2 separate regions of the Homo sapiens genome follow, and region 2 is linked to region 1. Evidence: chromatin loops called from intact Hi-C (ENCODE). Cell type or tissue: CD14-positive monocyte. All regions are shown on one strand. Links, peaks and the distances in the headings refer to the core of each region. The heading gives the core; the rest is flanking DNA.

Region 1 (10,688 bases), core at 1,718-9,717:
TCCACATTGTTTTGCTACTCCCCACTCTTTAACATATCATGGATATCCTTCAATGTCAGTACATTTAGGATGTCCTCATTCTTTTAAAACACCCACATAGCATTCCATATTAGAGATTTAAAATACTTTATATTTAAAGATTAGCTTACTGATGAGTATTTAGATTTTTCCAGTTTGTTGCTATCATAAATATTGCTGATGTGTACATCCTGCACAAAAGTTTGAGCTAATTTCTGCAGGATCATTGCTTATAAATAGAATTCACAGGACAAAGGTCAAACACTTTAAAAATTTTGTTAGGTTCTACCAGATTGCCTTCCAATAAAGTTGTTGCATTCTGAACGATCACTAACAGTAGCTAAGAGTTACTGATTCCCCATACCTTGGAAAATATTGAAGAGGCTCAATTTTTCAAGTTTCTGTCATGTGATGGGCAAAAAAATGTAATCTTTTTCTTTTAATTTGCTTTTCTTGAATCATTAATGAGGATTTTTTTTTGTATTTTATTCCCACTTGTATTTTTTTCTTTGAATTGTCTATAATCTTTCCCTGTTTTTGCTTTCTATTTTCCCTATTTTCTTTTCCAGATTTCTTTTTCTACAATCTTGTTCTGCTCTCCCTGTCAGATGCTGCCAGCTTTCTCCAAATGTCTGGTAGTCGCTGTCCATCCATTGTTGGTAATGAGGCACCACAGAGCTGATCGGGAGTTCCATCCACAACCCAAGTGGGTGGCAGTTGTGACAGGTGGGCATCACAGTAGGGTGATTGGTGGCAAACTGCGTTGTTTCATTGGAAGTCCCCCAAATGTTCGTTTCTGCAGGTCTTTCTCTGGTATAGTTCGTATTCTCCAGAGAAGAATTCTCTCATCTCCTGCCAGGGACATGCCCGGCTGCATCAGTTCGGGGAGCAGAGTGGAGGTGGGCAAAGGGGCTGGCAGCCTCATACTCAGGTGCAGAGTGTCATTCGTCAGATGCTTTCCCCTGGCACACCCCTCCCTCCACTGTGTCCTTCCGTCTCAAGTTGTCTTCCCCTGTCACCCTCACTCTATGTCTTGTCTCTCATTTCATCTCCAAACTTCCAATAACAGTGGGTCCTTCTCATCGTCCTCATTTCCTCACCTCCTGACTTCTTGATCTGCAGCCTGGCAGCCTGGGCCCCTCTTCCTTTCTTCACCTCCTGTCCCATCCTTCCAAAAACAAGCATCACTGCACAAGGCTCTCTGAAGACACAGAGCTTCTTCACTGTAAAAAGCTAAATAGCACGATAACTTAATTTAAACAAGACCCTCTCAGGAATTTGTTTGGCTTAAAGCTACTAAAATGCCATTCTGTTGGCTCATATTTTCATTTATGTAAGATGAGTGTCATGCCAAAATGATTTTATTGCCATAGAAGTCAGGCAAATATAGAGAAAATACATTTTAGAAAATAAAGTGACATGTGGCACATTTGAATCCTATGTTCTGCATTTAGAAATGAACTCATGCCTCTCCAAGCTGAAGCTTTTTGGTTATCTAGGAAGACGGTAGCCTGGTCTCTACAGGGTTCCACTCCAGAGCCTGCACTGCACACTCTCTGTCCTGCCATGGCCCTCTGCCATCTGTGGGAGGTGGATCAGTTGGGCCAGGCCAGGCACAGGTCCATCTCACGCTGAATGTAGCAGACGGGAGCTGCTTCTGCTGGGTGAGGGAGGGGGCTTGTGCTTGGCTGTGAGGACAAGGTCACTCCTTTGGAGCTGTAGAAGGGATGGGGCAAGCATGCCTGCCTCTGCTGTCTGCTGAGATTCCTTTATCTCAGGCTCCCATAATCTCCTGATCTTCAACCCCAGGACCTTGACTCATTTCTTATTCTTGAAACTTTTTGCACTGTTGACCACCTATGCTAATTTGAAATGGTCTCTTCCTACTTCTTCCACAATACAACACTGGCTTAGCTCTCTTCTTGGTTTTCCTGTTCCCTGATGTGGGCAGGGAGGCCACGGGGCTCAGTCCTCTGCTATCACGTCACTGTTTTTGTGCCTTTTTCCTCAGAAATAAACTTCCACCATCGCTGCACCAGTGGCTCTCCCCTGCTTCTCCAGCTTTCTTCAATATAGCTCTCATATCGCCAGCTCCTGTCGGATCTCTACCTGGCTGTCTGGGCACCATCTTGAATTAAAGGCAGACAAAGCGAAAGCCCTCAATTTCTCACTCCTCTCTTTAGTTAGCCTTTTCTTCCCCCACTGCCCTTTCCACCAATTAATCAACAAGCCAATAATCAGCTTATCATCTGAATGCCTATCACCATTTCCCCAAGCCTGGAAAACTTGGAAAAGAACTTTTATTTCTCTGTCTAGCTTAAGCTCTTTTATCCTTTACAACCCCACAGTTCTCACCTTAGATTAGCACATGTCATTTCCTCTGTGGGCCATTTAGATAATGTCCAAATCAGAATTTATCCCTTGAGGATCTTCCCTTTGGTTGTCCCCAGCCATTTCCTAAGGGCGACTGACACCTCCTATGCACTGAAGCCAGATCACTTTTCGTAAAACAGTGCTTTGCCTCGGTCACTCTCCAGCTTAAGCAGCATCAGTTGCTTTCTATTGCTATTGGACAAAACCCAAACCCATTCTGTTTGCATTCAAAGAGCCACATGGGCTATCCCTAAATTTCCCATTTGGTTGTATCTCCAATTCTGCCCCTTTCTGAACAATTCTCCGCAAAACGTGTTTATTCACTGATTTATGAAGCATATGAATACAGCTCTCCTTCTAATTCTGGAATTCTCTTCACCATGCCGTATTAGACCTAAGTTCTTGCTCTTGGATGAAGTAGTTCAGGAAATTGTACATGAAGAAGGCATGGTCTGAAATCCAGGATCCCCTGTGTGGTCTTGAGCCATGTTAGATGTTCTCAGCTTTGGTTTTCTCATTGGTTAAAAACAAGGATGAAAATCATATTTACATCTCCAGGCTGCCTTCCTGCCTGTCTTAGCATGGCTGCCAGGCCCAAGGCCCGTGGAGATCCTTTGGGTGAGGGGCTATAACAGTCTGCTCAGGACCCCAGGGACTTTAATGAGGGCATTTGGGACTCTGGTTCCTTGTTAAAATTTTTAAGGCTGGGTGCTGTGTCTAATGTCTATAATCCCAGCACTTTGGGAGGCTGAAATGGGTGGATGACCTGAGGTCAGGAGTTTGAGACCAGCCTGGCCAACATGGTGAAACCCCATCTCTACGAAAAATACAAAATTAGCCAGGTGCGGTGCATGCCTGTAGTCCCAGCTACTGGGGAGGCTGAGGCAGGAGAATCTCTTGAACCCGGGAGGCAGAGGTTGCAGTGAGCCAAGATTGTGCCATTGCACTGCAGCCTGGGTGACAGAGGGAGACTCTGTCTCCAAAAAAAAAAAAAAGTTTTAAAAATGTACTGATGAATGCTTTCAAGTATACAGGAAAGAGTATAACAGATATTCATTTATCCACCACCCGAATTTAATGGATATTATTTTGCCAGTTTTGCTTCAGAGCTCTATTTAACATAAAAATAAATAAAGCATTACAGATGCAGTTTAAGCTGTACCTTCACCGACCCCGTCCTGTTCCCCAAGGGACCACTGTCCGGAGGCTCATCCTCCCCATGTGTTTTTATTTTTCTACCATATGTAGCTGGCCCTAAGTGATGTCGGCTATTGTTCAGCGTTTGAAAATTTTATATACATTGTATCATACCGCATGGATCCTTTCACTTGATAAATAATTTGAATGGTGAGTGAATGATTGTGCAATTTGCTTTCTTTCAGCCAACATATTTTCGCAATTTATCCATGTTAATGCATGTCATGGCATTTCATTCATTTTAACTGTTCTTCGTGCAAGGGAGACACAGAAGAGTTACTGAGTGGTGAAAGTGGTGTGAGAGGGGTTTGCACAGGGCACCCGGGTCTCCTGGCGCTCCCCGTACAGTCGGAGAGTCAGGAAAGACTTTTTAGAGGAGATTGTCTGGGAGCTGAGTGTTAAGGGAGACGGACGCAGAGGCCTTGTCTGCCACCCAGCGGGGCTTGGGCTTTATTTTGGGGGCAGCGGGAAACCTGACTCAAGTTCATATTTTAGAAAGATTGCTCTTGTCCCAATACGGAAACTGGCCCAGGATAGGGATGAAGAAAGGAGGCAGGACTCACTTGAGAGGCTGCTACGGCAACTCAAGAGAGCCAGGCAGGGCCTCTAGGGTGGAAAAGAGACGAGATGGGGGTGGGGTATGGGGTGAGGCCAAGAAAAGGGATAAGGCTGACACCTGACTGGCTGGCTGGTGGCTTCACGTTCTGGGACTCGGGAGGAACATGGCAGCTGGAACAGGTGTGGGGGAAATGGCGAGGCTAGTGTGAGAGGTCAGCCGAAGACAGTGGCCCAGATCTCGGAGGTGTGGTCAGGGCTGGGGTAAAGCGCCCCGCAGCATGGGAGCAGGAGAAGCGGTGGGCTGGGCGAAACGCTTGGGCAGCCTGTGCTGGTTTGGAAGCGGAAAGAGCCATATTTGTTGAGTGAATTTAATTTACCAGAAGAGGCATTTTCACTGTTCTATATATTTTTAAAAAAACCTTTCTGACAAAATTCCAAACATACAAAGTGGGTAAGCTAAAAATCAATATTCTTTACCCAGAAACACACCCAGAATCTCCCCAGGTGGCTGTTCCACTCGGGATGCAGGGAACACATGGATGTTCTGGCTGCTCTCTGGGCCTCGCAGCTGGCCTGGCACTGTGTCTGCGGAGGGCCAGGCCTGGGGTCTTCCTAGGATGCACGGTGCTGGCCTATTATAGGTATTCAGGAAATACTTGTGCAAAGAACGAACACACTGCGTGGAAGGTTGTGATGCCTGACTCAGTGGCCTTTTCTGCCCGGACGGGTGAGGATGGCTCATCCATGGGTGCCTGGAGGGAGCCCTCCATGCCCCCATGGGGAACATCTGCCTGGGTCCCCCTTGGATGGGGCTCTGTTATCCTCCTGAGATGAAGAGCCAGCAGTTAGCTACCACCAAAATTCTGTAGAATCGTCCTCCCAGCAGGGCGTGTCCCCGAGTCTCCTTTGTGGCTCCCTTCGCCATGTGGTGGAAGGGCATCTACATGTCTTTGCCAGGAAGGGTCTTCTGGGCTCCAGTGAGCTAGGGCAGCCTGGAAGGGCCCTGCAGTGCCCGGGATGGCCTCTGTGTGGAGTTGTGATTCTGACTGTTTGTTTTCTGGCCTCTCATGGCTGGAAAGGCTCGTCCCAGGACAGCGGGCTCAACCCTTCCTCACTGCCCACAGAGGTACTAAGAGGAAACACTCTTTTGCGTGAAATGGCTGTGGGATCCTGGCATTCACGTTCTCCTTCTGGGCTGGTGGGGTGGGTGATGCTACACAGCATGGCCTTCCGCACTCTCTCATGTGACCCTCATGATGATGGTGGGAGGGAGGTGGGCTGGGTTGCTTTCCCCTCCTCAAAGATGCAGGAACAGTGACCTAGAGAGGTGAAGTAACTTCAAAGCCCAGGCCTCAGTCTCCAGCCACCTTCCTGGCCCAGCAGAGAGGAAGAAAGTCTCAGAATAGCTGATGAGCGGTTTAAGTGGGGGCCCCAGCCTCACAGCCTGGCCTCCATCCCTGGGGTTCTTAACCCTGTCTGCACATCAGAAGCACCAGGGGAGCCTCAGGTGTGGAAAGAAGAATCCCAAGCTCCACCCCAGACCGAGTAAATCAGCACTCTGGGGTGGGCCCATTGGTCTGTATTTTCAAGTGCTCCTGGTGCTACTGTGCAGCCAGGGTTGAGAACCTTTGCCTTTCAGCCTCTACTCATGCAGGCTCTGCTCTGTTATCTGCAGAGATGGGCGCCCAGGCTCAGTGGAGGAAACCAAGGCAATCCAGGCCAAGTACCTCAGCGCTCAGGCCGGCAAGACCCTGGAGACAAGACTGTCATCCCCTTTACACTGGGCACAGGCTCAGGGCCAGGACTGGAACTCTTCTTCAGTTAGCCCCTGACGTAAGGACTGGCTCCTTTTCCTCCTGCATTTCCCACTCGACCTGCACTCAGCTGAGGGCCACAAGTACAGCAAACACCTGCTTAGTTGTGGGTGTGGATGTGTGTGACGAACTGGGAAGGAGCACCAACTCTGTGTCAGGCACTTTGCATAGATTATTCTATTTATCTTTGAAACAACTGAGTGAGATGGGTGAGATGGTTATTCCAGTTTTACAGACAAGGAAGTCAAAGCCACAGAGAGGTTATGCAACTTTCTTGAGTTTGCATAGTCCGTGGCTCAGCCAGGATTGAAACCCAGAGGCACCTGACTCCAAAGCGTGATTCCCTGGTGCCCCCTGGCACCCGCTGGCTCTGGGGTGCCCTTGGAGGAAGTTGGTGAACTCCTTACTGCTTCCTTTCTCCTTTCGGATCAAGGGGGTCTGAGAACCTGCCAGTCTCCGCTGGGCCCGTTCATGCCTGGTTAAAACTGTTAGAGGTGAGCCTCTTTAAGGGGAAGCAGGAAATGAGATGTGGACTGTGAGGACCAGGAGCTGAGGCGGCTAAAACATACCTCCCCAGTGCCACCAGGAACAGAGGCCATAGACACGCTCAGCTCAGGACCAAACTCAAGTCCCACGTCAGGCAGGGAATGGTGTCCGGCCAGGCAGGGGCGCTCCCAGCTCAGCCCACAGGGCCTCAGCAGCACCTCCTGGAGCACACAGGGTGAGGCCAGCTTGGGAGCCCAGCTGCTCGGCCCCAGCCCTCTGCATCCTTGGCCTTGGGCAGTCTGACCCCAGCATCAGGGAGAATTTCTGCCCCTTTCTTGGATGATTCCTTGGAAGGTTGTGTTAATCAGCAGTATGAAGGGATCACAGGGCCCCTAAAGAGGCAGCAGACCTGCTGGAATTTGTGGCCACAATGAAAGACATGGGAAGCACCAAGTAGCATTTCTTTTTCTTTTTTTTTAATTTTTTTTTTTTTTGAGACAGAGTCTCGCTCTGTTGCCCAGGCTGGAGTGCAGTGGCGCAATCTCAGCTCACTCCAAGCTCTGCCTCCCAGGTTCACACCATTCTCCTGCCTCAGCCTCCCAAGTAGCTGGGACTACAGGCGCCTGGCTAATTTTTTCTATTTTTTTTTAGTAGAGACGGGGTTTCACCGTGTTAGTCAGGATGGTCTCGATCTCCCGACCTCGTGATCCGTCCACCTCGGCCTCCCAAAGTGCTGGGATTACAGGCGTGAACCACCGCACCCGGCTTTCTTTTTTTTATTATTTTTGTTTTTGAGACAGGGTCTTGCTCTCTCACCCAGGTTAGAGTGCAGTGGTGTGATATTGACCTACTGCAGCCTCAACTTCCCAGGCTTAAGCGATTCTCCCACTTGTCAGCCTCCTGAGTAGCTGGGACTACAGGTGTGTACCACCTGTATCTTTTTGTATCTTTTGTAGAGACAGGGTTTCATCATGTTGCCCAGACTAGTCTCGAACTCCTGGGCTCAAATAGTCCACCTGTCTTGGCCTCCCAAAGGGCTGGGATTATAGGCATGAGCCACCGCACCTGGCCCCAAGGACCATTTCAAACCTTTATTAGGTTTCTCCTGTCTTTTTTTCTTTTTCTTTCTTCCCATCCCTTTCTGACTCTGACTCTTTTTCCTCTTCCTCTTTTTCTGGTTCTGATCTCTTTCCCTCTGCCTGTATCCCTAGCTGGACCCTTGGTATGAGCTACTGGATAGGGGTTTCTGGCCAGGCCTGGGATCCTTCCTCTTACTGCCCTCATTCCTCTTTGTGAATCACCATTATGTATGTTAGTTACTACCTAGGTAGGTACTTGTTGTATTGCAGATGCTGATAATGAGCAGGTGTTTGGAGGATCCAGAGTGGGTAGCATTGATGATTTAGTCTTGAAAAGTTTACTCATTTGCTAGGTCCAAGCGCAACATAGGCCAATTACCATGTCCCGCCTGCCACTTGGCTGTGACAAGAAAGTTCTTAAGACCAAAAACAATCTGAATCTGGAAGTCCTCGCTGGTGCTAAGGGAGGGATGAAACCCAGGAGGTGGAGTTGGGGCTGGTGGATCTGCACCACGCTCCTGTTGCTTCCACCCTCCGTTGGCTTTGTCTCTGGTGACGTGATCTAAGGGACCCTGCTGATGGGATTGATACTGGGATCGCAGAAAGGTGGTTTCACTGGGGGCTCCAGGAGTCCCAGGTGCCAGGGTTGCTCCATGAGTGGCCTGTCTCAGCAACATGAGAGCCTTGAGGACTGGAATCTATCTCAGTCAACTCTGTGTCCTCCAACACCAGCACGGGGCTTGCTGTGGGCAGGGGCTCAATAGGTTTGCTAAGTGAATGAATTAAGGATGAATCAAAAACAGTAAAAGAAGTACAAGAGAAAGGCTCTGGAACCCACATGGAGGTGTGGAGAACCCTAGCCCCTTAGCTGCTTATCTGCAGTCGCCTGGGCGATGGATACTCCCCAGGCCTCCCTCCAGAGAGGCGCCAACCTTCCTGTGTTGGCAGCAGTTCGCAGGTATTCCGTCTACACAGAATGGCAGAGGATCGCACAATGCCTGTGTGGAGGCCCAGCCCAGGGTGGGGCCAGCTTGCAAGCCCAGTCAGACCTTCTTGGGAAGAAGGAAGGAAGGAAGGGTTGCAACTGAGAAGAAACTGTGGCTTTGAAAGTTTTCCTCCAGGGTTTTTTTGTTTGCAAGGAAAGGAGATGCTTAGGGAGGCGTTATATACTGGACAAAAGAGTGCGGCCGGGTCAGTGGTGAAATCAGAGTGCATGTCTTTCCCACAGCAGGTCAGCAGGGATAGCTTTGTCTGCGAATGCCCACGTGCTGGGAAGACGTTGCAGCCTCTGATACAACAGCTCTGTGTTCCTTAGATTTTTTTTTTTTTTTTTGAGAAAAGTACATGTGCTTCATATTACCTGTGTCCACAGCACAGATGTAAGTGAGTAAAATTTAAACAAGGATCCAGATAGCTGGGACGAAGAGTCTCTTGACCTGTTCTTTCCGACTGTGCAGGTTTGAGAGAAAGACCAGGGATCTGGCAGTGTTGGCCAGATATTCCTGCAGGTCAGTTGGAATCCAGTTGGGGATTTGCTGATGTGAAACACTCATGAACAGTCACAAAACCAAACATATGGGGCCAGAAAGCAAGACCGACTTGACCTTAAACAAAATCCTCCTTTGCTTCTGAGCTACACGCCAGGCAAGACAAATTTAGGGAAATAGGAATATGGATTTCTATTTGTTAAGAAAGATACAGTTGTTTCTCATCAGGCTTTTCCAGTTCTAGCACATAGGATTGCAGTGACCTCATTTTTGATCAATGGCCAATGCATTCAACTGTCTGGTGGAATAATCTATTAACTGGGCACCTGCCAATTGTCTAGAATAGGAACTAGCTTAGGCATATGTTTTAAAAAATGATAACATTGTTATGAGCCCTGCCGAGACAAGAGGATGGGAAGCCCAAGCAGGTCAGCACTGGCTCTGAAGTCAGTTTGGGATGATAGACTGTGTTTTTCAGTAGACTCACTGCCCTGTGACTGACCTCCCTCTCTCCCTGCATTAATTACATGGTATTTAAAGGCAAACCAACAAACCACTTAAGAGTCCCGGAACCCGGGCATGTGGAATCTGGATGAGTGACCTTCGCTGGGTCACACATAGCCACTGTTGGAACCCAGTTCTCCCAGCTCCCCAGCCAGTGCTCTGGCTGTGCCCTGTGCCCCCGTGCAGCTCCCTCCGAGTCCCATGTGACCACCTGTGTTTATGATGAGTCCTCACTCACATCTGTGTATCGATTCTCTTGCAAAGAGGCCCCTTATGGCACTGGCTGGTGGAGGAGGCAGCTATGCTGTTTGACAGCCCACCAGCAGGCTAAGTTTGCCACTTTTAGGGATCCATGTCTTAATCCTGAGTGTGAAAAGACTTAAGGTGTTATAAGCGTCACCCGCTTCATCTAAACTCGCATTTGCAACCAGTGGCTGATTGAGAGATGGCAAAGGCTGTGGACACCAGGAAGCCATGAGGAGAAGGACCCCCTCAGCAAGGGTCAGGACTTGTGGACCTTTGGATGGAAAGAACTTCACTTGCAGATAGTTATCATGTGTAGTCAGATGCTGCTTATCTGTAATAGTGAGGACAGTGGTAGCTAACCTTTATTGAGCATTACTATATGCCGGGCACTGATTTTTTGTACTTTATATGTATTAATTCATTTAACTCTTACAAAAGAAGTAGATACTATTATTCCCATTTTACAGTGGGGAAACAGAGGTGGTGAGAGGTGAGTACCTCACCTACCATAGGTAGATTTGAGAACCAAGTCGCACTGGGTGCGGTGGCTCACCCCTGTAATCCCAGCACTTTGGGAGGCTGAGGTAGGAGGATCACTTGAGCCCAGGAGTTCGAGACCAGCCTAGGCAATACAGTGAGACTTCATCTCTAGAAAACATTTTAAAAATTAGCTGGACATGGTGGTGCACACCTGTTGTCTCAGGTACTCAGAAGGCTGAGGCAGGAGGAATCACTTGAGCCCAAGAGTTCGAGGTCACAGTGAGCACTCCAGCCTGGGCGACAGAGCGAGAACCCTGACCCTAAAAAAGAAAGAAAGAATATTACCAGTACCATTGCTTCTTTCCAGTTGCATCTCCACAGCAGTCACTCTTAGACTTTTGGTTATTTATGTACCTACTTTCTGTTCATAGAGTCAAATCTGAGTC
Region 2 (10,688 bases), core at 1,455-9,454, 55 kb after region 1:
GGTCAGTTAATCTGTTTCTTTCTGGGTTTCCTGCAGCTTCTCTGATCTATTTCTAATTATTTGGCTTCTCAACTCACAGTTTCTCTAAGAAGCGTCTTTTTACTTTTTTTTTTTGTTTGTTTTTCTTGAGATGGAGTTTTGCTCTTGTTGCCCAAGCTGGAGTGCAATGGCATGATCTCAGCTCACTGCAACCTCCACCTCCCAGGTTCAAGTGATTCTCCTGCTTCAGCCCCCCAAGTAGCTGGGATTACAGGCACATGCCACCATGCCTGGCTAATTTTTTGTATTTTTAGTAGAAACGGGGTTTCACCATGTTAGCCAGGCTGGTCTCGAACTCCTGACCTCAGGTGATCCACCCGCCTCAGTCTCCCAAAGTGCTGGGATTACAGGGATGAGCTACTGCGCCCGGCGACGTCTTTTTACTTTTTATCCCCACTGCAGAGGAACTTTCTCCCAGCTCTCAGGTGTATGTGTGTTCTTAAACATCTTGTATACAGTGGTGGCTCTGAGATAACCCATGAAAGCATGTAGTAGGTGCTAATTATAATACATTTTACCTGGCACATAGCAGATGCTAACTAAATTTTAACTCCCTTCCACACTCCTTATGGGCATACCCTTACAGATCAAGACATTTATTTTAGGAACACATTTTCTCCCCACAAATCCACCATATTTAATAGAAAAGCCAGAACAGTCAATCTCAGTATTATTTAGTTAGAAAAGGAATTGTATAAACAGTGTTAGTTGGGGTGAAATTAAATAGATTAAATGTTTCAGAATAAACTCGTATACAGTCCAGGAAACAGATGTTTATTACAAATAAAAAAGGCCAAATACCTTAGGAGCCCTGGGGCTTGCTAACTAGCAAAATAAGAGCAATCTAAGAAGGAAAAATATCCCAAAAGTATTATTGTTAAGACTAGGGAATCTGGGTGGTTCATGCCTGTAATCCCAGCACTTTGGGAGGGCGTGGCGGGCAGATCACTTGAGGTCAGGAGTTCAAGACCAGCCTGGCCAACACAGTGAAACCCCCATCTCCACCAAAAAATACAAAAATATGCCAGGCGTGGTGGTGCATGCCTGTAGTTCCAGCTACTCGAGAGGCTGAGGCAAGAGAATCGCTAGAACCCAGGAGGCGGAGGTTGCAGTGAGCCAAGATCGTGCCACTGCACTCCAGCCTGGGCAACAGTGCGAAACTCTGTCTCAAAAATACAAAACCCCCCTAAAACTGGGTAATCCCACAGAGCAAACTCTGATTCCTGGATTTAATAGTCATGGTTTCACATATTCAAGAGGGACCTTGGAAGCTCATGACACAAGCTGTACAGGGAAGATGGGGATGGGACAGCGCTGGTAACTGGGGAGTGAGCCTAGTGGGCCACTCAGCACCTGGGAGTGGGCCAGCCTGAGTGTCCTCTGCCCTCCATCGTGGACACAGTCCTGCCTCTCAGGAAGGGAAGCAGACTAGGTCTCATTATGGAAAATGGCTCTCAAGTGAGAGGTAAAACTTGACTGAAAGTTGAGATGTTGATCAATTCATGGAGCGTGGAGATGTTAGGAAACTCATGACTCTAGAAATGAGATGTGGGAGGAAAAAAAGCGTTGTTGAGACTCGGCCTTATTAATACACTTGGGATTGTAAAGGTTTTTAGGGTGCACTCCCCAGTTATGTCAGGGGTCACCGCAATTAGATGAGACAGAATGAGCGCCTTGCAAATGACTTTAAATCCAGTCCTTTGAGAGAAGAGAGCAGCCAATGAATGAGCAGAGTCCCTCAATGACCGAAGCTCAAGTGGGAGCTGGGAGAAAATACTAAGAGCAGAGAGATGGAAGTAATTATTTTCATCAGTAGTTACTGAAGAAAGAAATCAGGGTAGCTCACACCCCATGTAATATTTTGGAAAGAGCTCTGGGGGTGGGGGGATGGCTCAAACAGGTGTATGCCAGAAAAGAATCACTGTTTATTTAAAAAGAGCTGTTGACACACCTCTGCTCAAATAAATTCTCACTTCCACCTCCACTGGCACATTTAGCAAATTTTCAGTCTGATATGAATAGAGAAAACAATTAAGTTCTGTGAGGGCTGGGAGCAGAGCTACGTGTCTATAAGCCTTGCTCTGCCTAGCACCATGCCAGGAACATAATCTGTCGTCAGGAAATGCTTCCTGAATGGATGGATGGATGGATGGATGACAAATGACAGAAAGAGATAGGATTTAGGCAGGAGAGAGATGGAATGAAGTTTTTATAATTTATCTAGATGTGGAGACCAACATTTCATATATTACTCAGAAAATAGACTGAATAATAGTTTTATATTTTTTTAAAGTGGTAAGTGAACAGATCATTCTACACAATTGACAAACTGGACATAGGTTGCTATACTTGGCCCTGTCTGACCCCAGCTCCTAGGGCTCTGGAGGAATCCCAGGGTGTGTCTGTGGGAAGGCTGGCCAAAGATGGAAGCCACCATATCGTGTACTCATGGTGCCAGAGGCTCAACCCAGTTCCTGAGGTCAGTCCAACACTAGGAGGATGCCAGGCTGGGGCATTCCCACTCATTCCTGCTGTGAGTAAATAGGCTTTAAATGAAAAAGAGTTGTAAAAATTCAAATATACATAACCTTTTAGGTAAGAAGCAGTGAAATTTCTGCAAGGAGATGCCATGCCTGACTCTCCCAAAGAATTTTTTGAGGGGAGAATGCAGTGGCTACAATGTGTTGTGCCCAGGGGTTCTCCACATCGGCTGCACATTAGAATCACCTGGAGGGCTTTCTTAAACTCAACCACGTCTGTGTCTCACTCTACACTAATTAAATCAGAATCTCTGGGTGATTCTTATGTTTAGGCAGAGTGGAGAACTATTGACTTAAATTTTCAAAAGGCTCTTTCTTGATAAAATTTCATCATAGAATCTGGTTTTTAAAAACCAGTCAACATAGGCTGCATTTGGTAGAGAAGACGGAAATAAAGGTTATCGATGAATGATCACATCTCAGAATGGATTGAGGATTGATAATGGATCCAGCTTATCTAACAGTTTTGTAAGGCACCTAGGGCACGATTACAGCAAAGTCATGAAGCTGCATGAATTCAGCTGTTGAGCTCTGCTTGCCAGATTCTGCATGAGGTGCTGGGGGAAGGGGGCCAGGAAGCATGATACAATTCTACCTGTGAGGTGCTCAGGGTGCTGGCAGGATAAGCCATGAGCATAACTAACTATCCCACAGGATGGAAAGTAACAAAATGCCATCAGATCACATAAAGTGATGGAAACACTAGATGACATTGATTTCCTGTAGTAATAAAATGGTGAGTGGGGTGGGCAGGACAAACCCAAGAAATCTGCGATATTGAAAAAAGAGACAGGTGAGATTCTTTGGGGATAAGCATGAGATGATAAAGAAAGGAATCAACAGTGAATTAAAGACAAGGTGGGCTCCGTAGTGGACCTTAGTCTTGTTCATCAAGCATCTGACCTTCCTGACCATTTGGGGGTTATTCCACCAATGGTCTTGAAGGGAGAGAGTACCCCCATTGTGTGTAATAGAAACCCAATGGACCAGACCTCTTTTGCCTGTCCCTTTGCAGCCCTGGTAGGGCACATGACCTACACTAGGCCATTGCGTGCTCCCATTGTAACCAATGAAGTAAAGATAAAGAGCTGGTGAGAATCCATCCACAGGGCAGCAGGGGTGTTGGCAGCATCCTGGCCAAGCTGTTCCTGGGGAAGAGGCTGGGTGTGCCTCCAGGCTTGGTCCTGCCCTTTTCTGAGCCTCATCCTTTAGCCTCCTGATGATTCTACAAACCACCAGTGTCCTACAAATATATTCTTTTTTAAAGAAATTTTTTTTTTCCAATCAACTGTCCTGACTGATTCATCCATCAGTCAAATTATTCCAGTGATAATTTATGAGCCAGGAAAGAAGTCTAGCCAGTGGCTTGTGTTCAATGTAGCTTGGTGACACGAATCCGGTGCTTTGCTGATGCAAGGAAGTAAAAAATGGGGTGAGGAGAGCCTTCATCAAGAAGGGTGTAAGTGACAAAGCTGAATATTAACTCTAACCTATCTGTAAGCATTGGACGCATGAGTACTTGGAATGTACAGTTCTGGCCATTGTGCCTAAAGGAAAGTAGAATGGAAAGGGCACCTCAAATAAGAAAACAAAGATGCTTTCCTGTGGGTACAGATGAGATCTGGCCCAGGAGGGTGAATTCATGAGTGACAGCTTGGGATCTGGCTGTGCATGGCAAGCAGTCATGCAGCCACCCAGCCCCTTAGCACTTTTAGCCCTGAGTTAGCTAGTAACATCTTGGACCCTGATCTTTTGCAAGTTGACACCAAGAAGAACAGCTGTGCCCTCTTATTCTATCTGTTGGTGCCTTGTGGGTCATGGATCTCATTCATTCATTCGTCATTTATATTTCTGTGTTGGGCACCAAGAATTCTAGGGTAAACAAGACAGAAGGCCTGCTTAAATGAAGCCTCCAGATTAGTGGAGGGGGCACCACGATAGGTGCTATCCTAACATCATGTTGGGGATGCTATGGAGCACTGAGAAGCAACTACTGTAGTCAGGGAAGAGGGGATGGCCTCACAGTGGAGGTGAGGTTGGTGCTGAGTTTTGTAGCACAATTAGGAGTTTAACAGACAATGAGTAGATTAGGGCGTGTGAACAGAGGCTTCCTACAGACAGAAAAATCATGCTGATCAGACTTTCAGTGTGCAGGGTGTGGAGCTAAAGAGGTCACAGACCATGAAGAGCCTTATATGTCAGGACAGGGGGAGATTTTGATATATCTGCAACGGAGACATTGTGGTCAGATTTGAGTTTAGAGAACAGAGGCTTAGGGGATGATTCAGAGTGAATCATCTGAAGATTTAAACTCATCTTTAAGGGTGAGCTTAAAGGCAAGAGGCCAATGAGCATTGTGGTTGGCCAGTTTGTTCTCAAAGTGTGGTCTCTGGGAACGCATGCGGAATCCAGATTTCTAGGCCCCACCCCAAGCCTACTGAACCAGGAACTCTGAGGAGGGGCCCAGAAGTTTGTGTTTAGCAAGCCCTGCAGCTGAGTCTGGCAGACGCTTCATTTGAGGACCACTGTGCAATCCATATGAAATGTGGTGGTGGATTCAGCTGAAACCATGGAATGAATGGGGGCGAGGCTGGGGATGTGGAAACTGTATCCCAGGGATCAGATCTAGACGACTCAGTGGATGATTGCATGGGGTGCAGGTGGGTGGGTGCTGGGGGGGTAGAAAGGCACAGGAGCAGGTTCTGGCACTGGCGAATGAAACCGCTTCTCACACAGGTATCCCTCATGGGCTTCCTGTTCCTTTTGGGCTTATACATCTCGTCCCTGGCTTCCTGCATGGGAGGACTTTATGGAGCTCCCCGCATCCTGCAGTGCATTGCCCAGGAGAAAGTGATCCCTGCACTTGCCTGTCTGGGACAAGGGGTGAGTAATCCTCTTTTTTTGGTTTGTTTTTTGAAACATGTTTTGCTGCTAACCTCACTGTTGGCCCATCAATTGGTTAAGCTTTTCTGATCAGAGCCTCTGGTCAATTTCTTTGGGGTGACACAGAAAATAATGCAGAGGTCATTTCTTTCAGCCCTGTCCTCTGGCTGGCTTAGGTTAGGGCTAAGTAGATGAAGCATCTTAAATGTCCCAGCCACCCAGCCCCTTAGCACTTTTAGGACTGGGTTAGCTAACCAGTCCTAGTACCATCTTGGACCCTGAGCAGCATGAAAATGCAGTGCCCCATCCTTTAATGAAAATGAATTCAGGATCCTCCAGGTTTAGCATAGAAGAAAGCGTGTTTTGGTCAGGAGGCGAGCTGGTCCTTGCAGCTCTAACTCTGCCCTTGAGTTTCAACCGCCCCTTGGGGGTTGCTGTTTGATGATTTCCTACACCTCTGGCGTCTACACTTCCTGTTAACCATCATGAACCAAACCTTAACTGATACATAAAGGGCAGCTCAGTTGAGACATGGCTGGAATGATTAAAATAGACATTCCTAAAGTCCAGGGGAGGACCAAAGAGACATAAACAGAGAATCCCATTTCCCACTAATATGGTTTGCAAGCTAGAGTTCATTTTTGTCTTGTTGGGGTACCCCAGAGGGCCTCCCCAGCCGCTTCCAATTTTCAGCCTCTCTCTGGTTTAGGGAACACATCGTTGCAACTTATCCTTGATTTCTTCCTTTATCTTCCTCCAAAAATGCAGTTTGGTTTTGGACATAGTCCGTTTGAGATCCTATTAGACGTTCACTGGAAATGTTGAGTAGGCAGTTGGATATGTAAACCTGGGTTTCAGGGGAATGTTTTAGGCTGGAGATTCAAATTTGGAAGTTGTCAGTATAATGCCGGTATTCAAAGCCGTGAGCCTAGTTGAGCTCACCAAGGGAGGGAGTACAGATAGAGATCTGAGGATGGAGCCTGGGGCTGCTTTAAATGTGGAGTTCAGAGACGTGAAAAGCCAGCCACAGAAACCAAGAAGGAGCAGCCAGTGAAGAGGGAGGCCAATCAGGAGAAGTAAGGTGAAGAAAGTGTTTCGAAGAGGACTGAGTAGCCAGCTGGGTTAAAGAAGACAGGGACTGAGAAGTGACTGTTGCTTTTGGCCCAAGAACTATGTCAGTGACTGTGATGAAGAGCTCCCAGGAGAGGCAGCTAGCACCTTTTTTCCACTCCTGTCCACCTGAAGGTCACCATACCCACCTCCATTAATAACAGGTGTGTGTAATGTGTGTGTGTGAGTATTTGCGGATACTCAGTGTCAGAATTAGTGTCAGAATTCCCCTCCTCCAGCCACCAGTGATTCTGCTGTGTCTTCCGCAATCTGCCTCTCCCTGGGAAGAATCAACTTTGCATTTCTTTGATTTTCTATGCTGGTATTAAAACCCAATGAAAGACAAAAGGAGGAAATATTTGGGAAGTCAAAGTTCTATAATAATGCCCCATGTTCATAGTTATTCCTATGGCTGGGCACAGTGGCTCATGCCTGTAATCCTAACACTCTGGTAGGCCAAGGTGGGCAGATTGCTTGAGGCCAGGAGTTTGTGACTGGCCTGGGCAACATAGCAAAACCACGTCTCTACAAGAAATACAAAAATTAGCCATGCATGGTGGTGTGCACCTGTAGTCCCAGCTATTCAGGATGCTGAGGTGGGAGGATGGCTTAAGCCCAAGAGGCGGAGGTTGCAATGAGCTGAGATCACATCACTGCAGTCCAGCCTGGGCAACAGAGCCAGACCCGGTCTCAAAAAAAGAAAAAAAAAAAAAAGTTGCTAATGCAACTAATATCTGTGGAGCTTACTGCATGTCAGTCTGTGTGAAGCATTTCGCATGCATGAACTAATCCCATGAGTAGGATATTATTATCTCAAGTTTATAGATGAATAATCACATGGGGAGAAGTGGCTGAGTCATTATGAGTTGTGTTTCTAGCCTGTAACTTCTGAAATCTCTGAAGCGTTCTATCTGAAATTTTATGGTCCTGCATGTTATTTTTGTTCCTGCAGAAGGGGCCAAACAAAACACCCGTGGCTGCCATCTGCCTGACCAGCTTGGTGACCATGGCCTTTGTTTTTGTGGGTCAAGTGAACGTTCTGGCCCCCATCGTCACCATCAACTTCATGCTGACATACGTTGCAGTGGACTACTCTTACTTCTCCCTGTCCATGTGTTCCTGCAGCCTGACCCCGGTGCCTGAGCCGGTGCTCAGGGAGGGCGCAGAAGGCCTCCACTGCTCTGAGCACCTGCTCTTAGAGAAAGCTCCCAGTTACGGCTCTGAGGGACCTGCCCAAAGAGTCTTGGAGGGCACGCTACTGGAATTCACCAAGGACATGGATCAGCTCCTCCAGCTAACCAGGAAGCTTGAGAGTAGCCAGCCCAGGCAAGGAGAGGGTAACAGGACCCCAGAAAGTCAGAAGAGGAAAAGCAAGAAGGCCACCAAGCAGACCCTACAAGATAGCTTCCTCTTGGACCTCAAATCCCCTCCTTCTTTCCCTGTCGAGATCTCTGACAGGTTGCCCGCTGCCTCCTGGGAGGGGCAGGAGTCCTGCTGGAACAAGCAGACTTCCAAGAGCGAAGGGACTCAGCCTGAGGGAACATATGGAGAGCAACTTGTTCCTGAGCTGTGCAACCAATCAGAGTCCAGTGGAGAAGGTGAGTGCTCTGGTATCACACTGGGGCCTCTTATTTGGGGATGACCACTGATTATCCTACCTACCCAGTTATTGTGAACCAGTTATAACTGGGTTTAAAATCCTTGTTAATTTTGTGCAATATTTGTTTTAAAACATTATATTCAGGTATCAGCTGAATTATTTGTAATTATACTCTGTTATAGATAGTTAATTTTAAACAGAAATTTCTATCTACTCCTGTATGTTAGACCTGAGAGCCACAGCTAGTAATTGGGTATCAATCTCTTTTCACTCAAAAATGAACAGAAGTATAAAGCCTCAATGTGAGTAAAATCAATCTCTCCTTACAAGAGAAGTGGAAATGTGTTGTGATAAACTACCTGTTAAGGATGCAATATGTTTTCTTTGTGGAAGATGAACCTCCCAAACCAGGCAAGAGGGGATGGACAGAAGGTGGCTCAAGCTTTGTTTTCTCAAATCTATAAACACAGAGATACACAGAGACACTCACAGAGAGGCTTATAGAGCATGAGAAATTCTGAAAATGAGAACTCGTATTTTCAAGGACCTACCATATTCTAGGTGCTTTACATCTATTACTTCGTGTAATATAACATATATTAGCATTTTCCCTTTTACAAGTAAGACCTTGTGTCCACATGAGGTCACAGAGAAGACTCTGACCTGATTCTTTGCACAGCTGGACATCACCCTGCATTGTATTGTCTGTATTTGAGGCCCATGTACTTTCCTCTACATTATGCTCTCCCTGGAGCTATATACAGACAGGTGTGGGCAAAGAGGAGGAGATGAGGGACATAGAAGGAGGTGTCTGAAAAATAGTGTTTTGGCCGGGCGCGGTGGCTCACGTCTATAATCCCAGCCTGACCAACATGGTGAAACCTTGTCTCTACTAAAAATACAAATAATTAGCCAGGCATGGTGGCTGCTGCCTGTAATCCCAGCTACTCATGAGGCTGAGGCAGGAGAATTGCTTGAACCCAGGAGGCGGAGGTTGCAGTGGCAGGAGAGTTGCTTGAGCCTGGGAGGCAGAGGTTGCAGTGAGCCAAGATCATGACACTGCACTCCAGCCTGGGTGACAGAGTGAGACTCCATCTCAAAACAAAACAACAACAACAACAAAAAACCCCAAAAACCTAGTGTTTTAAGTTCTCCCAGAAACCTGTTTTTCCTTCTTTGCCTCTAAATTTCTGGGAAACTTTTAATTAAAAATAAAAATTATTTTATTTTAATCAATGTAATAAGTGTACAATTTAATAAGCCAAATAATATTAAAAGTCACATAACCAGAAACAGTAGTTCCTACTCTTTTATACCACCCCTTTTACCCTTCTCTATTTCCAGTCCCATTCCCAGAAAATCCCACTTTGAACCAAAAATATGCTTCTTCTGTTAATCTGTCACTAAATAATGTATTTGCATTGCTACTTCTTGATATGTCAGTTTCTGACATCATCTTTTGAGTTGCTGTTATGGTAAATGAGGATTTGGTGCGATCTCAGCTCACTGCAACCTCCACCTCCCGGGTTCAAGCGGTTCTCCTGCCTCAGCCTCCCAAGTAGCTGAGATTACAGGGACCCACCACCACACCCAGCTAATTTTTGTATTTTTAGTAGAGATGGGGTTTCACCATGTTGGCCAGGCTGGTCTTGAACTCCTGACCTCAAGTGATCTACCCACCTCAGCCTCCCAAAGTGCTGAAATTACAGGCGTGAGCCACCACACCCTGCCTGGATTTAACTCTTATATGCCACTCTGACTTCTCCTTATTTAATGCCCCCAGAGTAGTTATCTCACAGTTTTTTATTAAATTAAAAGCTAGTATTCTTGTTATCATGACTAAGTAAATATTGCTCAGTTCTGAGCCATATGTTACACTATGATTACATTTCCTTTTTTGCTCAACTTTTGCTGTTTCCTGGAATTAATAATTGCCTTGGTTTTTTCTTTGCTTGGTTTTCTGTCATCATTTTTCTTTAAATGCTCTGGCAGATCTGTCAAATGCCTTTTTGTGTTATTTTCAAAATGCTCCAATTCTTCAGAAATGTATTCTTTTCTTTTTTCCCCTCTGTCCTATGGCTCCATCCTTCTGTTCCACTCTAGATTGTTTGTTTGCTAGGTCTGCTACAAAGCTGTTGTCTTAGAATTCCTCTTGTTACCACACTTCTGTGTCAGATCCAGGAAACAAGAGATTTCTTACCAAAGTCATGCTTTTACATAGTTTTTCTTTGATAATTCCCCACCCCCATCCCTCCATCCCCCCTCTATTATCTCGATTTTGTATCTTCTTAAATGGTTCTCTAATCTTCTTTCTTTTCTCTTTCCTATTGTTCATTTATTTGTTGTTTTTTTCTGGGATATTTCATGGATTTTCTCTCCCAAGGCTTCTAATGATTTTTTTTTTAAAGTGTTGGTTGTTGTATCAGTCACGATTAGTTTTGACTGAGGATAACAAAATTGCAAAATAATAGTGACTTCATCTAGCTCATACACAAGGATCCAGAGGTGGGCAGTCC

Evidence for each region. Peaks named below come from ENCODE experiments on the same cell type or tissue, not always from the same donor. Only the 100,000 strongest peaks of a DNase experiment are listed, where the experiment ranks them.
Region 2: it touches region 1 in a loop (2.1-fold over the local background); 2 of 110 quality-filtered maps call a loop at or near these places.

The regions. Positions count from the first base shown.
Region 1 is chr3:125,159,851-125,170,538 of GRCh38, reverse strand. The region is part of intron 5 of SLC12A8 (solute carrier family 12 member 8); the gene reads left to right. Among named protein-coding and RNA genes, the nearest start is that of MIR5092, 14 kb to the right of the region's middle. RefSeq lists an enhancer at 6,088-6,157. In CD14-positive monocyte, for the core only: CTCF peaks have their summits at 4,958 and 5,158; DNase peaks (open chromatin) are centred at 5,198 and 6,248; H3K4me3 peaks cover 1,855 bases; H3K27ac peaks cover 1,994 bases.
Region 2 is chr3:125,104,963-125,115,650 of GRCh38, reverse strand. It overlaps SLC12A8 (solute carrier family 12 member 8), which reads left to right. Exons shown (of 14, transcript NM_024628.6): 9 at 5,316-5,462; 10 at 7,525-8,170. Among named protein-coding and RNA genes, the nearest start is that of MIR5092, 41 kb to the left of the region's middle. RefSeq lists enhancers at 4,475-4,524, 4,815-5,024, 6,484-6,653, 6,674-6,753, 7,334-7,403 and 3 more. In CD14-positive monocyte, for the core only: no CTCF peak of the experiment used is centred there; a DNase peak (open chromatin) is centred at 4,900.